Regions from separate parts of the Homo sapiens genome. Here region 2 is linked to region 1. Evidence: chromatin loops called from intact Hi-C (ENCODE). Cell type or tissue: GM12878. All regions are shown on one strand. Links, peaks and the distances in the headings refer to the core of each region. The heading gives the core; the rest is flanking DNA.

What was found. Peaks named below come from ENCODE experiments on the same cell type or tissue, not always from the same donor. Only the 100,000 strongest peaks of a DNase experiment are listed, where the experiment ranks them.
Region 2: it touches region 1 in a loop (1.9-fold over the local background); 2 of 110 quality-filtered maps call a loop at or near these places.

What each region holds. Positions count from the first base shown.
Region 1 is chr13:40,020,080-40,031,678 of GRCh38, reverse strand. No RefSeq gene overlaps it. Among named protein-coding and RNA genes, the nearest start is that of LINC00332, 160 kb to the left of the region's middle. In GM12878, for the core only: a CTCF peak has its summit at 4,718; DNase peaks (open chromatin) are centred at 4,808 and 5,258; H3K4me3 peaks cover 598 bases; H3K27ac peaks cover 1,296 bases.
Region 2 is chr13:40,096,882-40,108,480 of GRCh38, reverse strand. LOC124903162 reads left to right here. Exons shown (of 5, transcript XM_047430821.1): 4 at 10,514-10,624. Among named protein-coding and RNA genes, the nearest start is that of LINC00332, 79 kb to the left of the region's middle. RefSeq lists a silencer at 7,615-7,785. In GM12878, for the core only: no CTCF peak of the experiment used is centred there; a DNase peak (open chromatin) is centred at 6,200.

The DNA of each region.
Region 1 (11,599 bases), core at 1,641-9,640:
CATGAGACAATAGCCAAAGTCATCCCAAGGAACCCCTCTCACATAATAATTCAGGTACCATTATGCCTGAAAGAGGGGAACTGGCAACCTGCCACTGTCGAGGTCGAAGCGTGAACAAAACCTCCTAGAACTAAGATTTAAGAAGTGTTTCCTTCAGGGTACGGTGACCCTAGTTCACATGGGAGGAGAAACCACGAGTGTTAGAGAATACATTGAGCGTCCGTCTAGCTAAGAAGCATTTCTTAGACTTCCACTTTGTCAGCAAATGATAAACAGAAGTCTTTCCGAGTCTGTTTCCTGGTGGATCCTTGGATTCATGTTATTATAGCAGGATGTGCTGATAGCTGGGAGACCTGGATTCTACTATTGGCTCCATACTAATGTTCCTTGTGATTTAATGCGTCTCTGAGTTTTGCATGTCTAAGGTTATTTACAGCTTAAAAGATGCATTTATATTATGATTAGTCACCGGTGAGCTATGAAGTAGAAAGAAAGGAATTTGGGTTTTAGGAGCCACAGGGGAAGTCTGGTTGCTGAAATGAAGGGATGATAAGAAGCTGTAGCTCTTCTTTCTGAAGGAGCCCCACGCAGACCCATTGCTGGAAGCCTGAGCATTCATCTCTGCCTTAGCAAGTGTGCTTTCTAAGGGCTCCCTGGTTCCACATCACTTATTGGTTGAGTGCCAACTACCTCCTTGGTGTAGAACAGACTCTATTCCTCTGTCTCTTGACATATTTGTGACCGAGGGGAGCAGAAGAGTCACCTAAACACACCATTAAAATGATGTTTAAAAAGGAAAAGATTTGTCAATTTCAAAATATGTAATTCAAAGAAAAGGTGGGATTTGAAAAAACAAATCAACTGGACTTCTAAAGGAAACAATGCCTGGCACATGGATGAGCTCAGTAGATACTTGTTGATTGAAAGGTTCTCAGCACCTCAGAAGAAAGTAATGGCTCACTCTGTTTTAGTTGACTCTTTAAAAATACAAAATACATAAATATTTTACCATCATACTGGCAAACTCTATGACTAAAAATAAACAGAAGGAAGAGAAAGAAATGGGGCTGGTTGGGTAGTGGTGCCCATGGGTTGCAATGACAAAATTAGCATCAAGGAAGGAAGTCCAAGCATCCACATCTGCGGCCTAGAGCAGGCTGTCAAGATGTCTGGTAGGACAAAAGATCCTTCAACAAAGGTTAGGCCACAAATCAGAGCACAGAGCAGTGTGACGGGCCTCCTAGAGTGGCTTGTCACAGTGACATGTGGCAGAGGAACAGAAAAAAACCTGGAAACAGAGCCAGCGGAAGTGCTGGCCACAAATGTTTGCAGACCATTTGGCTTCTTTTCTCACCTCATCTTAAGCTCTTTTCCTTGCACAGGGAAGTGCAGTCGGCCCTCCATATCCGTGGGTTCCACATATGCAAATTCAGCCAACTGAGGATTGAAAATACAGTATTTGTGGGAAATGGAATCCATGGATATCGAGGGCTGACTTTTCATACCCATGGGTTTCACATGGCCAGATGCAGGAATTGAGCATCCATAGATTTCAGTATCGGGGTGAGGGAGGATCCTGGAACAAACCCCCTGCAGATGGCTGAGATGTCGTAGTAAATAAGGCTGACCATGTAGTAAATAAGGCTTCCTGGAATTGCAAGAACTAAAGATGGAAAATGTCATCCAGCATTCTGACCAGTGATCTAACCAGATTATCAGCATAAAAAGCCCATGGTCGAGAGAATGAGCATCTCTGGCCCAAACTTCTACACTTCTAAGAGTGGGAGGGTCCCCTTGAGTACACTGCATCCTTCTCAGGACAGTGGTATCCACACTTAGAGTGTGCTGCCCCATGAACTGTAATTATACCTAGACACCAGGTAATGGCTTGGCAGAGATGTTATGAATAGTTTAGACTGTAGATTGTTGGGTAGAATAGAAATGCTTTATGGTCCCTTCCCCAGCCTTATTCTATGATTATGAGATTGCTTTATATTCCCACATAGCATTCCCCCTTCCCACAGCTTTAATTGATGCTGGGATCAAGTAGGTATAAATTGATAAAGTTCAAGTGAGACATGGAGAGAAAAATCATCTACCCTCCTCTCCAACCTATCCCCCTCTTCTTCTGGATGAAAACCCACATCAATAACGCAAGTTCAAGGTAGGCATCCAGTACAGTGTAGCTTACTTGCGCTTTACTTCCACTGAGCTATGCTCAAGTGAAGTGCAATCCAGAGACAAACAGACAACATTCCCTGAAATTCTTCCCTAGATACAGAACATCATCAAATTGCCATTTTTTCATCCAGCAGTGTAGGCCACCAGATTCTATCCCAGTCCATAGATGTTGGAGCAGAATACAAAAATGAGGGGATCTTATTTGCATGACTGTTTGGGGAACACAGTTTCTGCTTTGTCTCCTTAAGGGGGAAGAAGCAAGAGTCCATTATGAAGACTCTTTCCAATATGAAGCTCCTCAAATGGTGTGTTGTTTTTTTCTCTTAGCAAGATGTTTGGAAAAACAATCTTTGTTAGGATTCAGGAAACAACTTTTTTAAACTTTGAAGTGAAGACTAGGTGCTTATTTCCTCTGGCCCTGACCATGGTCAACACACGCTATCAAAACAAGCCTTAGTAGGTTACCAGAAGAGATACATGGGCATGGAGAGAAATAACTACAGAAAGGAACGTCACTTGGTGAAAACCATAATCACAACAAGATGGAAAAAAGCAAAGAATTGCACCAAAATGCAATATCCCATTCAGGAGGAAAAGCTTCATGGTTTTTTTGCTTGTCTGTTTTTATGTGGGGCAGGGGGGGATTTTTTTGTTTGTTTGTTTTCTTTTTGAATCCACTGTTTTTGGACTTTCAAAAGTAGTAAAAGCAGCATGTTTTAAAACACTTGAACTTAGCTCAAAGAAATGGTGTCATTTCATCCTGATAGAAATCTCTTCCAGAAAAGACTATCTGAGCTACTCTGGAAATGAACGGAATTCCTTCAATTACGTCTGAATTTATAAAAATCTGAGAGAAAACTCAAGTTTACCAAGAATGCATTCTTGCTTGCATGGTGTTCCTTCCACATGATGCATTGTTACCAATAAGGATGCCATGCATGCCTTTCAGCCACCCATTGCTTATTGGAGAAAGAACTGACATCAGATGAGAAGGAAAGATCTACAAATTTAGTTGTTTTTTTTTCTGTTTCTTTTTTGCCATTTAGACTTCATTTTATCATAATTTTAGGGTTTTTAAAATTGTATAACATGGTTTTGTACTGGTAAATTTTCTTTTTTATGTAACAATTCTTTATTATAGGTATGTACTGATTGCTAAGGACTAGTAATTCAAGCATAAAGGAGGAAGGTTTTATTTTTATTTCAAGGACTTAATGGGCTATTGAAGGGGATGTACAGTGATGACACTGTACGTCACTGAGCCAGTGATGACAATACCAAAATAATGACTGCCTCAGTATAAGGCATGTGCAACAGTGGGAGGCTGGAGTGAAGGGACGGCTGCATACTCCATGGGGAATAGACATATCAGGGGTTGCCACGAAAATGTTTTTTCTTTTCTTTTTTTTTTTTGAGATGGAGCCTCACTCTGTCACCCAGGTTGGAGTGCAGAGGTGCAATCTCGGCTCACTGCAACCTCTGCTTCTCGGGTTCAAGCGATTCTCCTGCCTCAGCCTCCTGAGTAGCTGGGATTATAGGTGCCTGCCACCACACTGGCTACTTTTTGTAACTTTAGTACAGGCAGGGTTTCACTATGTTGGCCAGGCTGGTCTTGGATTCCTGACCTCAGGTGATCTGCCTGCCTCAGCCTCCCAGAGTGCTGGGATTATAGGTGTGAGCCACCATGCCTGGCCAGAAAATGTTATTTTTCCATGAAAATCCCTGTGGTGATAATTGTAAGATAAATGATCCAAAGGCATATATTAAAATTCATTTTGAGAGCCCATCATATAATAAACTTTCTGTGGGTAAGGCTGTGGATATTAAAAAATATAACATATTCATTCATTTGTTGCCAGGAGGTTTAATTTATTTTCTTCCTTCTTAATAAAGTAGAAGGAAAAAACATCCATGTTTATACGATGTCACTGCAGTTCAAAATAAGACTCATTAATTATCAGAATGAGTGGCCACTGAGCAATCTGCTCCAGTGAGTGGCTTGCACAGCTCACTGGAGTTTATGTTACATTTGGCCATTTACGCACTCACTTTCCAGAAAGCCCACTTTACTTGTGAGCTAAGTCAGATCCCCAAAAATGGATCTTCTTATGTTGAAGTTGACTGATCTTCCAAGATGGATGAATTTTTAATAAACTGATGAGAAGTCCTGTTTGCGATACATTGTTGATCATCACTCAGCCCCAAATGACTGGAAAGGTTATTTAGGGACTCAGGAAGCCCCAGCATAAGCAAATACCATAGGTACAAGCCCTTAAAATCAAAATGCCTAGATGTTAAATCAATGTCCCTATTATTGTTTCACATGGGACTCTGGTGACATTTCTAGAGAAGGAATGATTCTTGGCACTTTTCTTAGAAGAATGCCCTCTGCTTGTCGCTGGCTAGATGAGGGAGCATCTGCTATCCAGCTAACAAGGCAGGGGTCAGCAGGAGAACAGACTGGGGAGGCCGGGGATATGGGAAGGGTCCTCTCTGCAGCTGCTCTGTGGGGCAGGCGTGTCCTGATGACAGGGTGTCCTCAGCTGGAGCCATGGGGGAAAGAAGCAAGGCACGTCTCCTGGGTTTCCCCTTAAGTTCCAGTGAAGAGAAATTCAAAATACTTTCATTTTCCTACTAACCACACTTCTTCTGTGGGGAAATATGAGTGCTTCATAGCACCTACAGGACAACACCTCTTGTAGATATCAATTTGGAAGCTTCATCTCTTTGAGAAGTTGCAGGATAAAACAGCATTTTTAATAATCTCTTTGATAATAATCATTTGGCCCTGCATAATATATACATATATACTGTACATATGTATTATATATACACAATTTATGTATATGTTTTTATATGTGTGTGTGTTTACACATACACACAGAGATAAAATGAGAAAGACCAGAGGCAGAGAGAGAGACACACACACACACACACACACAGAGAAACACACTCTTTGATGATGATGAGCCAGATACCACAAAGGAAAAGGTTTCTGCCTACAGGTCTAGGACTATTGATGAGTAAATTCTGTTCTTTCCTTCCCACCGTAATCAGCCCTTGGTTGAGCAAATCTTGAGGGTTGAATAGGGTTTCACTTTCAACCTCACGCGGACAGAAATGGTCATGATTCACCTAAATTCCCTGTGAACAGAAACAGGCTGGCTTCTCACACCTCCAGTGAAGGCTGGACGGTGGTGGTAGGCTGCTCTTATCTCAATTTCAAGTTCTTTTGCCTCATTTCATGCCATTGAAAACATCATTTGGATTGGCCATCTGCACCCTGAATGACATCCGCATTTTACCCACTGACATGGAGCAGCCACAGCTGATTAATAGAGCCAGAATTCCTCATGTGGACCAATTTGCTATGCAGTTGTCAAGGAGTCAAAACCCAGCTTAGCTGTGTAGTGGTTTGAGAATGGTCATCTTTCAATGCTATAACAAAAATTAAAACTCTACTAATAGCTGAGCCCTGGATTTCTGTTGAGAATTCTGCTCAGTTTCATGTTAGGGTAATTTGCCTAAATGGGCTCAACCTTAACAGACAAGAATGTCCAAGAACAAGCTGGATGCTAATGTTTTGTTCTGAAAGAATGTTAAAGAATTTTTTTTAAATAAAAAGGTCTTGTTAATAATCCTTTTTTAAAAATAATTTCAACTTGTATTTTAGATTCAGAGGGTACATGTGCAGGCTTGTTACATGGGTATATTACGTGATGCTGAGGTTTGGGGTATGAATGATCCCATCACCCAGGTACTAAGCATAGTACCCAACAGTTAGTTCCTCAGCCCTTGGTGACCTCCCTCCCCCATCTAGTAGTCACCAGCATCTATTATTCCTATCTTTATGTCCATGAGTATGCGATGTTTAGCTCCCACTTATGAGTGAGAACATATGATATTTAGTTTTCTGTTCCTGCACTAACTCAGTTAGGATAATGACCTCCAGCTGCAACAGTGTTCCTGCAAAGGACCTTATCTGTCAATGACATTGCTAGCTTTTCTGAGATAGGCAACTCAGAGGAGTATGTGATTTCAGGCTTGGGATCGTTTGGTTCCAAGTAGCAGAAACTCACCAAGGAGTGTTTGCTAAAAAGTGGGATTTGTTGAAAGGATATGAGGTTAGAGGAGCAGAAGGTCTGGATGAAGACCTGGAGTAGAGTCAGGAACCAAGGCAATGCCTCCCAGCATCACTCCCTGGGGGTCAAGCAGCTGCTCATCCCCACTTCTCTCTGGATATCAGCATTATTTTTCTCTCTTCGCAGACTGTTTTTTCCTGATTTTCTGGAAGAGTGTCAGAAATGTGTTGCCTAACCCTTGTCTCTGCATCGTTCCCCAGTCTCAGGCTCCCAACCAACTGACCTGTCCCAAGAGAGACAGACACTAGTAGGTCCAGCTTAATTAGAGATTGGCTTCCTTGATCCACCTTTGACTCAGCTAACTATGGCCAGGGGCTAGCATCATTTGAGTGATCTGGCTCCTGGTGTCCAGTCCTGTGCAGGGGGAGGCATTTCTTTCAGAAAAGGGAGGTTTGGGCTACACGAACACCCTTGAAGCAGCCTCCTGTAGTTGTCATTCTAGGAAGGGGCTTAAATCGATTCATAGACATTGTAGAATTTATTCTAAGGGTAGCAAAATGAGCAAAACTGTTTCACAGATAGGAAAATGAAGGCAAAGAGTTGTCAGGAAATTGCCAAAGTCAGTTTGAAACCTGAGTTGCTGACTCCTGATTCAGGCTTGACTATGTCAAGTATTTCTTTCTTGCACTGTGAAGGCTGGCTGGCTGTGGATGCTTCATGGCTTTCAGAAAGGGGTAGTGGAGTTTGCCCAAATAATCTGCAATAAAGCAGAGCAAAAAATCTAATAGATTTGTGGCTCATGCCATATCATTTAACAAATAAACCATCTCTTCCCCAAAATACAGGCTGGCTCACCAGGGAGTGGCCTGGTCCCTTGAGCATGTGTTCTTTCCAGATCAAATGGTGGTGGTTCAGCTCAGTCTGGGTGAGCCTGGCATTTTTTCATCAATAAAGAAGACCTGTTAAAATTAATGTTGAAATAGTCTCCCATCATTCTGAAAGTATGCACTTTGCTCATCTGAAAAATATAATCAACCTGCCAGTTTCTAAGTTGAAATTTGTGTGTATTGCCTAGAATAACATTGACTCAGTATTCCTTTCAACATGAACCTTGGTAGTGTTTCCTCTTAGAGTTTTCCTCTTCTATACACTTCTTATGGTCTTCTACCTAGGTTCATGCACGCACACACAATGCACATACATGCACAACACAGACATGCAGAAGTGCACATGCAACTTATATCCCATGTATCACAAATTCCAAGGAATTAATGAAAATGGAGTATTTTGCACTGAAAAAGCTCTGGAGCTTAACTTCTCCATGTCAGGGGCTAACAAGTCAAGAATGGGATAAGTCAGTCCCTTCCTACACTGGGCACCTCACTCTTCATCTGCAGAATCCCAAGAATTTCTTGTTTAGAGATTACTCTGATGTTTCTACATCATTGTTTGCTGTACAGAATGTTTGACAGCATAGTTCTGTTAGATTTCAGCCTGATAATGCACAATGCAGTTTTCAAAGAAAAGAAAAATTAGTTCTAATGGAATTAGCACAATGATCCTCTAAGAATACAGCTTATGAACAACCCTTGGATGGGCTGTAGCAAATTCCGAAGCCAGAACCCAGGTTCTGTTCTTCATTATTTTCTGATTCAAAACACTTGTGGAGTGATTAATCTTTATGAGAATTATTGTCTCCCGTGCACATGTAGAAATAAAAACCAGAACCTCCAGATGCGGAGTTGTTACCTTAGTTCAGAGCTTTCTTCAACCCACTTACCACTCACAGCTTTTGTTTATTCCTTTACCCAAGACTCCTCTGTTTGCCTCCGCTCGACCCCATTCCCACCCTACCCCATGCCACGTGGAGGGCAAACATGCCTCTGGCAGGCCTACATAGCACATGAATAATACATGAAATAGTCATAGCTGTAATCAAGATTTCTGAATCCTTTCTATGTAGCTGTAGTGTGCTCAGGCCACAACAGATATTATTAAATCTCGTCTTCATACAGCCCTGCAGCATAAGCTTAATTTCCAGGTTAGATCTAAGATCTACCTGATTCCAAGCTCCATGCTCTTAACCACTAAACTGAATTTTTCATTCACAACAATATTCTTAACAGTTATTTAGAGTATTTAATGTAATTCTTTTTTTTTTTTTTTTTTTTTTTGAGACGGAGTCTTGCTCTGTCACCCAGGCTGGAGTGCAATGGTACAATCTCGGCTCACGGCAACTTTCACCTCCTGGGTTCAAGCGATTCTCCTGCCTCTGCCTCCCGAGTAGCTGGGATTACAGGCATCCGCCACCATGCCTGGCTAATTTTTGTATTTTTAGTAAAGATGGGGTTTCACCACATTGGCCAGGCTGGTCTCGAACTCCTGTCCTCAGGTGATCCACTCACCTCGGCCTCCCAAAGTTCTGGGATTATAGGCATGAGCCACAGTGCCCGGCCTTAATGTAATTCTTTACTGTTCTACTCCAAGGGTGTTAAAGGAAGAAAGAACACTGATGAGAACTCTGTGAGGGCAGATCCCAACCTTCAGCTCCAGCTTTGACCTCCATCCTGGCCCTAGACCCACAGAGAAGCTGACACACCAGGGTTCGTAGAAATGTGTGGCATAGATGGAGAGAATGCCAGCCTAGGATCAACAAATACTTGTAAGATCTGGCATTGGTACAATTCTCCCTCCTGGTGGATTACTTTTGTTTTTATTTTCCATCCCCCGCAAAAACAGGTGTGCCTTCCTAAAGACAGAAAGAGAATCCCAGAAAATGTGAATTAAAAAGAGAATGAATTTTAAGGAATTATTAATTTTCTTTAGATTTACGTGAGAAAAATTGGAGATCAGTACCACAGAATCACAGAGTCTTTAAGTTGAAAATGATTTAAGCTTCATTTTATCTAGTTGTCTTTGTTTTATAGGCCAGGAAAGCTAAGAGAGAAATAAAACATCTTAATTTGCCAACTCTATTGCGGTCCATGAGGCCTAATATAATCAAAACACATTTGAAAATGTAGCATGTTGATAAAATTATAGTAAAATACAAATTTTATTAGTACCTGAAATATTAATAATACCATTGTCAATACTAAAGCCTAGCAATTATAAAATGAAATTATTAAGTGACTATTCAATAAAAATGCATTCTGTAGCGGCTACCTTATTTGACATTGGTTCCACAAATATTTGTTGAGCACCTACTACGTGTCAGGCACAGAGCAAGGAGCTATGACTTCAGAAGTGAAGGCATAGTTCTTTCCTATTAAGAACCAAAAATCTAGTGGATAATCACCAGCTTTAAAATGTAACCGTAGTGGAGACAGCCTTGTTGAAAATTTTAGTAATTTTGCTAGTTTATCAAAAGCCCCAAACCACTTTATTTACCTGGAAGATCACATACACACACACACACACACACACACACACACACACACACACACACACACTCTCACACACACACACAATTTAAGTACCCTTCAGCCTATATTGTTTTAAATATCAAAGCTGCTTTCATTTTATTTATTTTATCACTATTATATTTCTTTTGAGACAGACTCTCGCTCCGTTACCCAGGCTGGAGTGCAGTGATGCCATCTCGGCTCACTACAACCTCCGCCTTTTGGGTTCAAGCAATTCTCATGCCTCAGCCTCCTGAGTAGCTGGGTTTACAGGTGTGTGCCACCACACCTGGCTACTTTTTGTATTTTTAGTAGAGACAGGGTTTCGCCCTGTTGGCCAGGCTGGCCTCAAACTCCTGGCCTCAAGTGATCTGCCCACCTTGGCCTCCCAAAGTGCTGGGATTACAGGCATAAGTCATCACGTGGGGCCTATTTTATTTATTAGTTTTAGAGACAGGGTCTTGCTATGTTGCCCAGGCTGGTGTGACGTGGCTATTCTCAGGCACGATCATAGTGCCCTACAGCCTCAAATTCTTGGGTTTGAGTGATCTGCCTGCCTCAGCCTCCTGAGTAGCTGGGACTACAGGCGTGTTCCACCATGCTTTGCTCCCCTTTCAGTTATATTGATGTTAGTGCCAAAACTTTGAAGGCTTTGAGATTTTTCCCTCCTTGCAAGCTAAAAAGTTAGCCTGCCACAGTCTCATGGATGCTGTTAGAGGACACAAGACTCCTAAATCAGAGACAAAAGCCTTTATTACTCACAGTAGTAGCAGTAGTTAGAATGTCAGCATTTTCTTGTGTTGGTTACTCAAGCCCTGAGCCTCCTATAGAGACACAAAGAGGGCCAAGGGATACTTGCACACCCAGAGGCCTGTGTTACTGGAGAGGAACCCTGAGCTTAGGGAACCTAAATCTTTTGTAATGGGCATTAAGCATGCCTACCCTTTGCTCTTGAGGGAGATTATCTTTATTGTACTGGGCAATAAGCACACCTTTCCTTTACTCTGAAGGTGGACACTATATCCATCCTTCAGTGCTACAAACAAACGTGCCCTTTGTCTTGGAGGAGACACTGTCTCTTTATCTTCTAAGGCTGTTAATATAAAAACATCCTTGGAAAGATAATCCAGAACAAAGCCAATCAGAGAGTGACTCTGCTTACAAGATGCACAGAAACCCAAGCAATCCAGGTAAAGTTTTTTCCCAACAGTTATTTGGTTACTTTATTACTAATATTATAGACATTTTTATCACTGAAGTTCTCATGAATTGTTAGAGCTGCATGTAAAATAAAGACTCCTGATATTTGTTCAATCATGTAGATTCTTGTCCAAATGACCACCAAATCAGTAGGTTGCATTTATGGTGGCATTTATCTTCCCAACTCATCGCTGGTTTACCCATAAAAGGGAATTATCACACTAAAAATTTGAATTTGAAAAATTCTTATCATCCCCATAAAGCAAGCACCATGTTGTCAAGTATCTTCCATGGCTAATTTAGCAAGAAGATGTTAGCTTTAACTCTTCAATTGTGAATGACTCAGAGAAGGCTATTCAGCCTTAGATAGAATTAGTAAATTTGTTGATTAATTCCCAAGTTTTGGGTTATCTTAAATAAATGTCTCTCTAAAACTAGGATACATGTATATGCATCTCACCATATAAAAGTTGGTGTTGATTGACTCTTTGTGTGATACATAGACTTTAAAAAGTTACCTTAAAGGAAAAGAAAATAATTACCTCCACTCTTTCCCAGTGTCCTCAGGGCATGTTATTGTCAATTCATGAATCTGTAATGGTGGTGGCCTCCAAGAACACTTAAATCCATCTTTTTGCTTAGCCAACAAATGGATCAGCCATAACTTACATGGGGCAGTTGTTCCCTAGGGCATGGGGAGCGGAGAAACACTTAGTTCTTCCATAGCAAAAA
Region 2 (11,599 bases), core at 2,074-10,073, 76 kb before region 1:
TTTGTTTGGTTGGTTTGAGATTCTGATGAAAGCTATGAAACACACGTTAGAACAAAAATCACACAGGCACATACAGACAGATCAAGCATGGAATTTCAGAAGAATCAAGCATCCCCTAGGACTCACGTTCTCTAAGTATGTCCCTGACCAGCAGCATTAGCAGTACTGGGAACTTGTTAGAAAAGTAAATCCTTTGGCCCAACTGAATCAGAAACTTTGGGGGTGAGGACCAGTAATCTGGGTTTTAACAAGGTCTTCAGGAGATTCTGATGCCTGGAAGTTTGAGAACCACTACACTAGGAAGAGTTAAGAACTCTGGTCTGGCAGGATGTCGCTGAACATGCTGGAATAAATATTAGCACTTCTGAGAGCAGAAAGGGTAACGGATCCATGCAAGCTCTGAACTTATTACCTTCACCAGGTGTTAACACCTGCTTCATGTTTCAGACTAAGGATCCATTTGCTCCCATGGGAGCCAAGCCCGTGGCACTATCATCTTCCATATGGAGGGGTGAAGAACCAGCTGGGGACACCCCTGGGGAAATGCTCCCAGGCTGGAAATATTAAAGAAGATAGAGGAGGTGATAGAAATAGGTGGGTTCTCTCACTGGGTACATACCCATACTTAGATGGCCCACCTGGCCTGGCCTAGGAGTCACCCTTCCCTGAGGCAGGCAAGTACTGGAGACTCTCATGCTGTATAGCAGAGTCTGAGTATGATTAGAGAAAACACAATTTGATGCTTAGAGTTTCAAGACGTCAGAGACTAGTCCCAGCTACTCGGGAGGCTGAGGCAGGAGAATCGCTGGAACTCAGGAGGTGGAGGTTGCAGTGAGATTGTGCCATTGCACTCTGGCCTGGGCGACAAGAGCAAAACTCCATCTCAAAAAAAAAAAAAAAAAAAAGAAGTCAGAGACTGACTTTTAGAGTCAGAGTCAGTCTCTAACTTTTTCCATATAAGAGGTTGTATGTCTCAGCAGATAACTGTCATTAGATTTAATCTTTTAACTATGCTTCCATGCCTAGGTTTTACAATGTGAGTAAAATCTAAGTAAAGTTACGTAGATTCCTAAAGAAGTTCTCATTTAAGACCTGAATCTCTCTTGAGTAAACATTTTCATACACACAGTTTATTGCCCTAGATACCATAATCATTTGCCCTCCATGAGGACAGAGACCTGGTCTCCTTGCTTATGGTGAGCGCTCAAAAAATTTTTGTCTAAATAAGTACATTTATTATCTCATTGAATTTTCAAAACAATGCCCAGAAATCTGACCTGAGAATTATTAGGAGGCACAATTCTTCCCCTCTCCGTATTTCTATCTTAACCATAAAGTGAAAAGATCTGACCTTTTATTTCACCCTTCACAAAAGCGGGGAATACCTGAATTTCTCTGGCAAGTTTGGGAAAAGAAACTCTTGTTTCATGCATCTGCTCAGACACAGGATATGCTGTGCTCACTGCTTGCTTATTGCAAAGGCTTCTGGGGTGAGTAGACTTGGGTTATTTCAGTTTGACTAATACTGATGCAGGTAGATTTGCCTATTTCCAGCTTGAAATATTCCGAAGTCCATTTGGTGATGGGTCTGAGCTACATTATCCAGTCCAGCTTTATCTATGCATAGATAAAGATTCTTTTCTATCTGACCTCTTTATTTCCTCGATGGCTTCAGCACTAAGGACAGGTGTTATTTAGTATCCAGATAGAGATTACAGCCTTCTGAGATGTTGCCTTTCCCTGTTATAGTTCATACCCTTGTTCCCTGAGCTGACTAGGTTTGAACAATTTGTTTTCTGCAGATCCTGGTAGAAATCTCAGAGTTCCTTTTTTCCTCTGAAACTCCTTCCCTGTTCCAGCACTAGTTGTTCTGAATGTTTCAGTCACTTCCTAATGGCATCCCCAGAGTCACTGGCTAGAGAAGACTATCTCATCCCCTAGCTGCTGGCCTCATCCAGGCTTCTAGTACGAGAGTTGCCTCAAGCTGACTGCGTCCTGTACACACCACACAATCTTCCAGCCCACTGCAATGTATTTGACCAGGGGTAGACACTGGACCCATGAGTAGAGACTCAACGGAATCAAATTTTACATGGCTTGCAGCCTGTGGGTAGTCTGGTACTAAAGCAGTGTTCAAATAAAGTCAGAAAATCATTAGGCTCAAACTGGAATTCTTTGAAGGAACTCAACTGGAGATGTAGACAAATGCCCACTAGTTAGAAGGAGAGCCCAGGAACGAAGGTGCATAAGAGAGCTGGAATCTGACAGTAACTGAGGCTTGTTAAGGAGGAACACCAGAGAGAAATCACCAAGCATCTGCTGCTGGTTGCTACCTGGATAATCAGGTTGCTAGAATTGCCATGGATCTCAAGTCTAGTCATGTTCTACCTCCAATACTTTTGGGAATCTGGATATGTCTTTTTCCTTTGCAGCCAACGAAGCCCAACAGAGACTCTCATAATCGATGATGCTTCCATTTGTCTTTCCTGAATTCCCTTTCTGCTTCTCCAGCCCCCTCAAGAAAATTCCTGCATGTTATTCCTCACACAAATAGAGCATATCTCTCCATTCCATACCAAACAATTCTGTCCATGGGTGGGTTACTCCCCACCTCACATAGGACCTTCTTGGCCTCAGGGTCTTATGTAATTGATGGGGTGGAATAGAGGAGGCAGAGTGGGGCAGATGTGGAAAACACAGCTTGGGGGCTGGTCTCCACTCTGATGTGCCTAATTTGGCTTGCAAGTATTTGTAAGAAAACATTTTTTGAACTAATTTCTAATGTTTGAAGAGGATATTTCCTCCCTAAAAGTTCAGATTTCTGGATTCTCTTAAACTTTGCACACCTGATGGCACTGGGCCTCCTTTCCCCTGAGCATAGTCGTCGTTCAGAGGTGGGTAGCAGCCAGCCAGCCTTCTTCAGTTGAGCACTTCCTTAGCGCTAGTTCCTTTCTGGCCTGCCTTGGTCATGTATGTTACCTCTCTGACATCTGCTATCATTTGACTTTGCACTCACTGATAGAGACAGAATGAGGGAGCAGATGTGGAGGAGAAATGGAAGAAGTTATTCATTAAGCCAGGGCTAGGAAGAGCGCTAAGGAAGAAGTTCTAAGGATGAGAACCCAGCAATGTCATTGAGTTTGATAAGGAGGAGATCATTGATGGCTTCCGTGAGTCCAAAAGTCAGATGGCAAGAGAGTGAAGAAGCTGATGATGGTTATGTAGGGTATAAGAGATCCACAGAACTGAGTCATGAAATGCAGAAGAGAGGTATGACAGTTTCAGAGATGTAAAATAGTGACCATTGATAATGTCTTCAGAATGAGACCCATGAAAGAAGGTTAACAAAGAAGGCCATGCTTATGATATGAAGGAAAAATAGATGTTGTCCAAAAGGGAGGTGGCATATCTATGACAAAATACATATGGTGGGATGGAGCATTCTGATTAGACGTGGGGAAGATTAGTTTTCCAGAGCTAGAGAGGGTTCATCTGTCTCCTCTGAGATTTGTAGACTCTGATGGCATTTTGTCCATGTTTTAGTTTTCCTTTTAAAATGGAGGGAACCTGAAAAGATTTGATTCACCATTGATAGCAGTAAGTTCCATTAAAAAAAGATCCCCACGATAGTTTCTTTTGCTGAATATTGTCCTGTGGCACTGTTTCCTTTTCTTGGTGCCCTTAGGAAGATCACACATGAAATTAGCACCTCAAATTTACATAAATAAATTTGATTTACTGAAAATACTATGTAATAGCCATTAAACATCATTTGTGTAGCCTGCTTGTAATCACTGCGAATTATCACTTCTGTTTATGAAATCCACGTGCCTCAACCCACAACTACTGAGACGTTACCTCCTTCAAGACCTCGAGTAGACTTGGTTCATGTTCTACTTCCTTACCTTCCTAGGATTCTTACTAAATATACCCACTTCTGTCTTCCTCAAGCTCCCAGACTGGAAATATTAGCTATTGAATAAATACATAATTATTCATCGGGGCTGAATCTTCACACATAGCCGTGACCAGCACTTGATCTTCTCATATAGCCGTGACCAGCACTTGAAGGAAGCCAGGACAATTCTTTTAGATTCTCTTCCTTGAAATGCCACCTCTTCCTTCCTCTGTGGCCTCATGCTCCTCAATTCCTGCTTTTTTGAAAGCCATAAGCCAGGCAGTAATGTTTGCCTCCTTGGCTTGATCTCTGCCTGAAGCACCCAAATGCCCCTCTGAATTTAGCAAGAGAAGAGACTTGGCTCCCTGCGCTGGTGGCTGCTATCTTGTTTCTACTCCCCAACTCTGATATTCCCCTAATCCCATCTTGCAACTTGGCTACTTTTCCCAGTATAAACACTTTTCCGTATGACAACTCCCACAACGCCCAGCTAGGGAGTTTCTCTGTTTACAGTTTGCAATGGGTTCATTATATTTACTTGATGGGGAAGGTTTCAATTACACCTCAGCCAGCTCATCCTCTTTAATTCATACTCCCACTACCTGCTCTTGTTACCTATCCTTCTAAATATTAGTCACCTATGTGAAGATAATAAAAAGATCCTTCTGGGTTATCTCCAATTGTATGTCTCTTTTCAAATAACGACTGATTGCCTGAAAAAAAAAATTAAAGTCTGAAGGCAGTGAGCGATTTGTAGAATGTGCAGCATCCACATTCATTGGAGCTGGAGAGATCTTGGAGAAAATTTAATCTAAATTCTTACTTTCCAGATGAGGCCTGGGGCAGAGAAGGGATTTACTCCAGATCATTTTATTCATTAATGGAAGATCTCCCGCCTTCCCACACAAGACTCCACACATGCACGATTCTTTTCTGGTTTTTTATTTCTGCTATGACAACACAGTCATATCTATGTAGTCCTATCTACATACAATGTAGTCGTGTGTGTGTGTGTGTGTGTGTGTGTGTATACACGTATGTACCAGGAGAATGGTTCCCAAACCTGTCTGAATCATCAGAATCATCTGAGATTCTTTTTAAAAAGACAGTAGCGAGAGTTTCTATCATATGTCCTGAAACAGTCTCTGAGGCTGGGCCCAGGAGTCCAAGGTCTGGCCTTGGGGTTGCTGCTTGATAAAGTTCCCTTGCCCTCCCAGCCTCTTTTTCCCCTCCCATAAGGCACTGCATTTTTCAAGATTGGCCGCAGATTTCATAACATCATTATCAATGTGAAAGGGACCCTTGGTGGGTTTCCTATGTTGTCATGGAAGAGCCCAGCATCCACAACAAGAGAGGCGTGCATGAGGCAGCCTGCGGCCCCAAAGGCAAGGCCCTGTAACTTTAAGCAGAGCTTAGCAAGCCTAGTAACTGGCTTTGTTTGTGTGTCTACGTGGAGGAGGAGACCAGCTTGTGAGCAGTACCTGGAGCCCGTGGGCGTACTCTGGGGAAGCTGCTGCATGAGTCAGGCCTGCAGAGGGTTGGGGACTGGAGTCCTTGACGCACTCAGCAATGATTCAGGGGCACAGCCGAGACCTCGGCATGCCAGGTTAAGCGGGTAAGCCACTCTCCCTGCCAGAGTGGGCCCTGGATGCATGGTAGGGAGCCATCTTAACTTGAACAGCTGTGTAATCACCAGTACCAGTAAAAGAGAGGGGACATGAGACAGTTTTCTCCTGGAACCTCCCCTGGAGTGTGAACACAAGGGAGTGGAATTGTGGGGTCAAATGGTCCAGGAGACCTGCTCCCAGTGAATAAACAAATTCACTAAGGCGTTAGCTCTAGAAAGATTTTATAACTTAGCTGGGTGTATTTGAGGGTGTTATCCATCAGCCAGATACAAGAGGTGGGGAATCTAAATACCTGCATGTGTTTTGGGGGTTGAATAAGTCCCCTCTGTTGTCGATGACTTGGGACAGTCCTAGGTGAAAGAGGTGAGGTTGATCAGTGACATTCAGGCTGCTTCTAGCCCCGCTATGCACTATGTACATATCCGAACTGAGTTCAGGTACTCTTTCTTCTTGATCCCTCTGAGGGTGAAATATTGGTCTCTTTGACCCTACAGTTGCCCAAAGTGGGGCAGTGCTCATAAATATTCACTCTCTTCTGATTTTATGGCTGATTGTACCCAAAACCTTGCTGTCTGGCAGGACAACTAGAGGCTGAGGCATAAGAGAAGAAACAGTGTGTCACTCTGATTTTTTCTGGCATCATTTTTACTCAGAGTTGGAAAGTGCCTCTCCTGCCACACACCTGTGAATCATTTAGAAACCAGGACTCACAGAACAGAGGGCGGACTTCATGCATAACCAAAAAGTTTCCTGGAGGCCGATAAGCTGATACAGCCAGAACAATTGTCTCTTTCCAGGTAGACAAAGGAGTGCAAGGCATATGACCTTTACGTATTTTTGTTTGTTTCTTTTTACCTTGGATCCTTTAGCCATTCTTGTTGGAGAGCCAGTTCTGGGAGAGGGAGTTTTTGACTAAGCAGCCAGTCCATGTTGAAACAAGCATTGTGGGGCAAGTGAGCTGAGCCCCATGGTGGAATGACAGCTACAAGTTAGTGGCATGGCCCCTTGGCAGTGCTGCCTGTCAGTTTCTCCACCACCCAGGCACAGGTGGGAGCAGCAGGTGTGGGCTCATTGAGTTACAAGGAAGCATGACCCATGATAACCAGGTCACATAATAAGGGCTGGTTTATTGCAAGAAGCAAGGGGTAATGAAGAAGGAAGTTCTCTCATAAGAAACTGCTGTGTGGTTAGTCCACACAGAGACTAGAGCTGGAGGCAGTGAGGCTCTAGGGACCTTGGCACTTGGGGGCGGTGAATCCCATGCTCTGCCATTAAAGTGGCTTGGCCAACCCTGGCTCTGGTTATTCTTGATGTATGTGCTTTAGCTTCTCCTCTCACCACCATGACTTAACACAACTTCTCTACACTTAATCTTCTGCTCAATGGTAGTTTCCACTTTCTCACAATTTTGGCTTACTCTACACTTCAGCTAACTCAAGGCTACTCGTGCACTCTTTCAACCTCAGCCCCTGATAGCAGCTTGAGTCTCTGTGTATTTTCCAATTCAAAGTCCTGTGAGTGAGAATATGATTGGTCCAGTGAATTCCTGGTAGTGCTCAGCTCTTTACAGTAGATCTCCCGGTAAGCCTGGACAGGCATCCCTGAGGCAGGTGTCTACTTCCAGACCAATCAGATGAGGACAGATGTAATAGGGGTCCATCGAGAACTGCCATTTCAGCAGTGGCCCTGGGTGGGACAGTGTCCCTTAGAAAGGGCTGCGGATGTGTTCTGACCATGTTGTACTACAAGCAGTCAAGAGTGAAAAACACTTCCATTAAAGGGAAAACCAACAGTTCTAATCACAGGCAAATGTCATAAATTGGGATATTGTCACTAGGTACTTAAAATATGGAGAAAATTTGATGTGGCCTAATAAACTATGCATAGGATAAAATATAATGTTGCTGAAAGCAATAATAAATTAAGGCTGGGCATGGTGGCTCACGCCAGTAATCCTAGCACTTTGGGAGGCTGAGGCAGGAGGATCACTTGAGGTCAGGAGTTCAAGACCAGCCTGGCCAACATGGTAAAATTCCATCAATACTAAAAATACAAAAATTAGCTGGGTGTAGTGGCACATGCCTATGGTCCCAGCTACTTGGGAGACTGAGGCAGGAGAATCACTTGAACCCAGGAGGTGGAGGCTGCAGTGAGCTGAGATTGCACCACTGCACTCCAGCCTCGGCAACAAGTTTTGAGACTCCTTCTCAAAAAATAAAATAAAATAAAGTAAAATAAAATAGTTAATTAATGTAATTTTATTTTGTTATTTTTTAAAAAATTATTTTTTATTTCAATAGATTTTTTGGGGAACATGTGATATTTGGTTACATGAATAAGTTCTTTACTGGTGATTTCTGAGATTTTGGTGCACACATCACCTTTAGGGGTAAAACAAATTATACAAAGATATAGAGATATTGGGGAAAGGGAGAGATTGGGAGAAAGGAGGTGGAAATCCAAGCAAGCATGACATACAGAGATCTAGGGGTCATAGTGGAACACAAGCACTGCTGAATATGAACAAGCAAAATATGTACAATTAAGTTGAGTTAGAACATGATTAATAGGAGCCAATAGAATTTCTTGTGTTCTTAGCGTTGCCTAAATCTTTATTACATTTAGTTTTGTTTTCATATCTTTTAAAGAGATGAAAAGGGTACTGAGGAGATTGAGGGATGTGGGTGAAAAGAAAGAAATAGAAGGGCTGTGAAATAATCGTTAGATTCCTTTGGTCTGGGAATTTAAAAAATAGTCCAAGGATTGACTTTTTAAATTAAGCTTCAAAATCTAAGGCAGCAGATGGATAGACTATCCTTTTATTCCAATGCCACAATTAAAATCGGAAAGAAAAATGAGGAGGCAAGGACTATTGGCGAGTTGATTGCCAAGCAACCGATCAAATTGCAAAGGGCCAAGCCAATTCACTTTTCTTAACAGAATAATTAGGCAGTATCTGAACTATGTGAAATTTTCTCCATCTTAAAGACACCAAATGAATTTGATTGTTTAGTAATCAATTCACTCCTCAGCACTAGTATCTCAGCCACAAATTCTAGGGCTCCTTGGGCTTCCATACTTCTGACCAACTGGCTACAAATTCAGGGGTTCCTACAACCCCCTCAGGCTCAATAGTTTGATAGAATAACTTGTAGAACTCAGGAAAGTGTTATACTTAAAATTACAGTTTAATTATAAAGGATGCAAATCAGGAGCACCCAAAAGAAGATATTAGGGCAAGGCCTGGGATGGTCTCAAATGCAGAGCTTCTGTGCCCAGTCTCCATACAATCAGAATGTGTCACCCTGCTGGCACGCTGATGTGTTCACCACCAAGGAAGGGGACCCAAGCCTCAGGGTCCAGAGTTTTTATTGGGGTTTCACTGTGTATGGATGATTGAATCATTGACCACATGTCTGAGCTCAATCTCCAGTGCCTCTCCTGGGAGGCTGGTGAATAGCAAATGGCTTGAAGCCCCGAGCCTCTAATCACATGATTGGTCTTACAGGCCTGGCCAACCTCCATCCTGAAACTATCTAGGGTCCCACCAGGATTCACCCTATTAGCAAAACTCAGGTGTGGTCCCAGAGGCCAATGTCTTCTGGTGAGGCTGGAGGCTCCCAAACTGCTGCTGTTGCTGCTGCCACTTCCCATGGGGAGAAACAGAGAGCTTAGGTGGTATTTCTGTGTCATAACCTGTCTCCAAGTGGCTTGGCCCTTCCCCTCCCCTCAATGCCTTTTCCTTTCTCCTCTCAGGCTTTCTTACTTCATGCCCCAGAGCTCTAAGATGGAGAAGTCACTCTTTCCTGTCTCATTTTTTGATTCAGATTATGATTGGGTTCAGATCCTGGCTCTGCCAGTTGTGAGCTGTGTGATGTTGTGTGCATTGCATGGCCTCACAGAGCCTTGTCTTCCTCATGTTGCTGTTGTGAGGACTCAGTGAGATGATGTTGGTTGAAGCTTCTGTGTTACCTGGCACATTGAGACCTTTTCCCTCTTCCTCCCTGTCCTCACTGGTGCCTCAAGACCTGTACAATCATCCTGCCTCATTCCATTTGGCTGAAGCTCCTGCTCCACTTCTTGCTGGGCTGTGACCATTCAGGATCCCCCACTGTCCACCAGAGTCAGCATGTGCCATGACAAAAGATGGTGGAATATTTATCCCAAAGCCCCACCAAGAGTTCCAAAAAGAAAGAGCTGGTTGTTGGCACATTTTCCAGGGTCTCAGTTGAGTTGCTTAGACTGTGTGCACTCCTTATCATCAACGTCATCCACGGTAACCCGGAAGCAGTGGCCCACTAGTGTCTGGAAGAGGCAGTCGTCTGTGTATCTACCTAGAGAGCAAAACTAAGCTCTGGGGAGGGAGTAGAAAATGGACCAGCAGGCGCAGCAGGTGAGGTGGGAGGAAGAGAGAATGGGGAGGAAGGGTGTGAAATGCAGGCCTTCCTGCAGACAGCTGGAAAGGCCAGGCTACGGTCAGCCAGAACATCGCCTCCCATGGAGACCAGTCTGTGGGGGCAGCCAAGGCCAATTATTTGAAATGGAATGAAGGATGGCAGAATGATAGTGGATGACAGCCCTGGACCCAGCCCTCTCCCCTTTCCGGATGCAGGGGGCAGGTGGAGCACAGGCCAGCACATGGGCTGCGTTCATGAGATGCCCACATGGGACACACACGCCAATTACTGTGGCTTGGTTGGGTTAAGTTGTTCGTTGTGGGGACACAGGGACACTCCTGGTTCTCCTCTTAGTTGCCTGGTATGCAGTCTTGGGGGGCTGTTTGACATCAGGCTGTTTGGGTTCAGATCCTGGCTCTGCCAGTTGTGAGCTGTGTGATGTTGTGTGCATTGCGTGGCCTCACAGAGCCTTGTCTTCCTCATGTTGCTGTTGTGAGGACTCAGTGAAATGATGTTTGTTGAAGCTTCTGTGTTACCTGGCACATTGAGACCTTTTCCCTCTTCCTCCCTGTCCACACTGGTGCCTCAAGACCTGTGCAAGCATCCTGCCTCATTCCATTTGGCTGAAGCTCCTGCTCCACTTCTTGCTGGGCTGTGACCATTCAGGATCCCCCACTGTCCACCAGAGTCAGCACCTAAAAGTGAGTAGCGCTGAATTCAAGCTTCACATTTCCCCCTTCATTCACCCAGCCAACGGCTCAAGGACAAGCAAGGCCCTTCCTTTGCTCTGCCAGCTTTCCCTCGAAGAAATAAAAATAAAATCTCCCCTCTACAGTACCTGCTGAAATGCATCTACTGGTATTTTGTTCTTTTGTTTATGGCTTTTATGCATAGTGAAAATGCAAATTTTCTTAGAAGTCATTATATTTCAAGTCATTCTATTTGTTTATTGTATGCACAAATGAGTCACACTCTCTGCTCTGAGGACCCTGTGGGAGAGGCCATTGGCCAGGAAGGAAAAGGAAAAAATTCTACTTACACCTCCTTACGCTTCCACTCTACTTACACCTGCTGCACAGTTTTGCTTTGAGTCCATTCCAACAAAGTGTACAAAACCAATTTCTCATCAAGTTTGCAAAACTCATGTTGTCTGCCTTGGAGTTTTCTTCCCCTCCCCCTCCACACCCCATTTCCTCCCTACCTCCTATACTCCACTATTGCAGGAAAGAAAGATGTCACGTTGGTTGAGGGCCCACTGTGTGAGGGCCCCTGTTGAGGGCTGGGAGATGACCTATGGCATATCATTTAGAGCTCACTGCAATCCCAGCAGCAGAGACCATCAGTCTGCTTTATGAGCAGAACAAACAAATAACAGGCGAATTAGTACGTTCCCCAAAGACACCAAACCTCTGGATGGTACATCTGGGATGTGGGCCCAGGTTTGTCTGGCTCTAAAGTGTTTTCGTAAGGCAGTGTTAGCCGTTTGCTCTTTCCTCTGGATCTTACTTTCCCCTTTCTATTTCTGGTTTATTAACCTTATTACATGAAGTTTTTTTTAAAAAAGTTTCTAGAAAGAGAATAATATATTTCAAACAAAAACAATCCATCACAAACTCCTGGCATTTTAAAGACATCTTATTATGAAAACATTTAAATGTCCACAAAAGGTTAAGAAT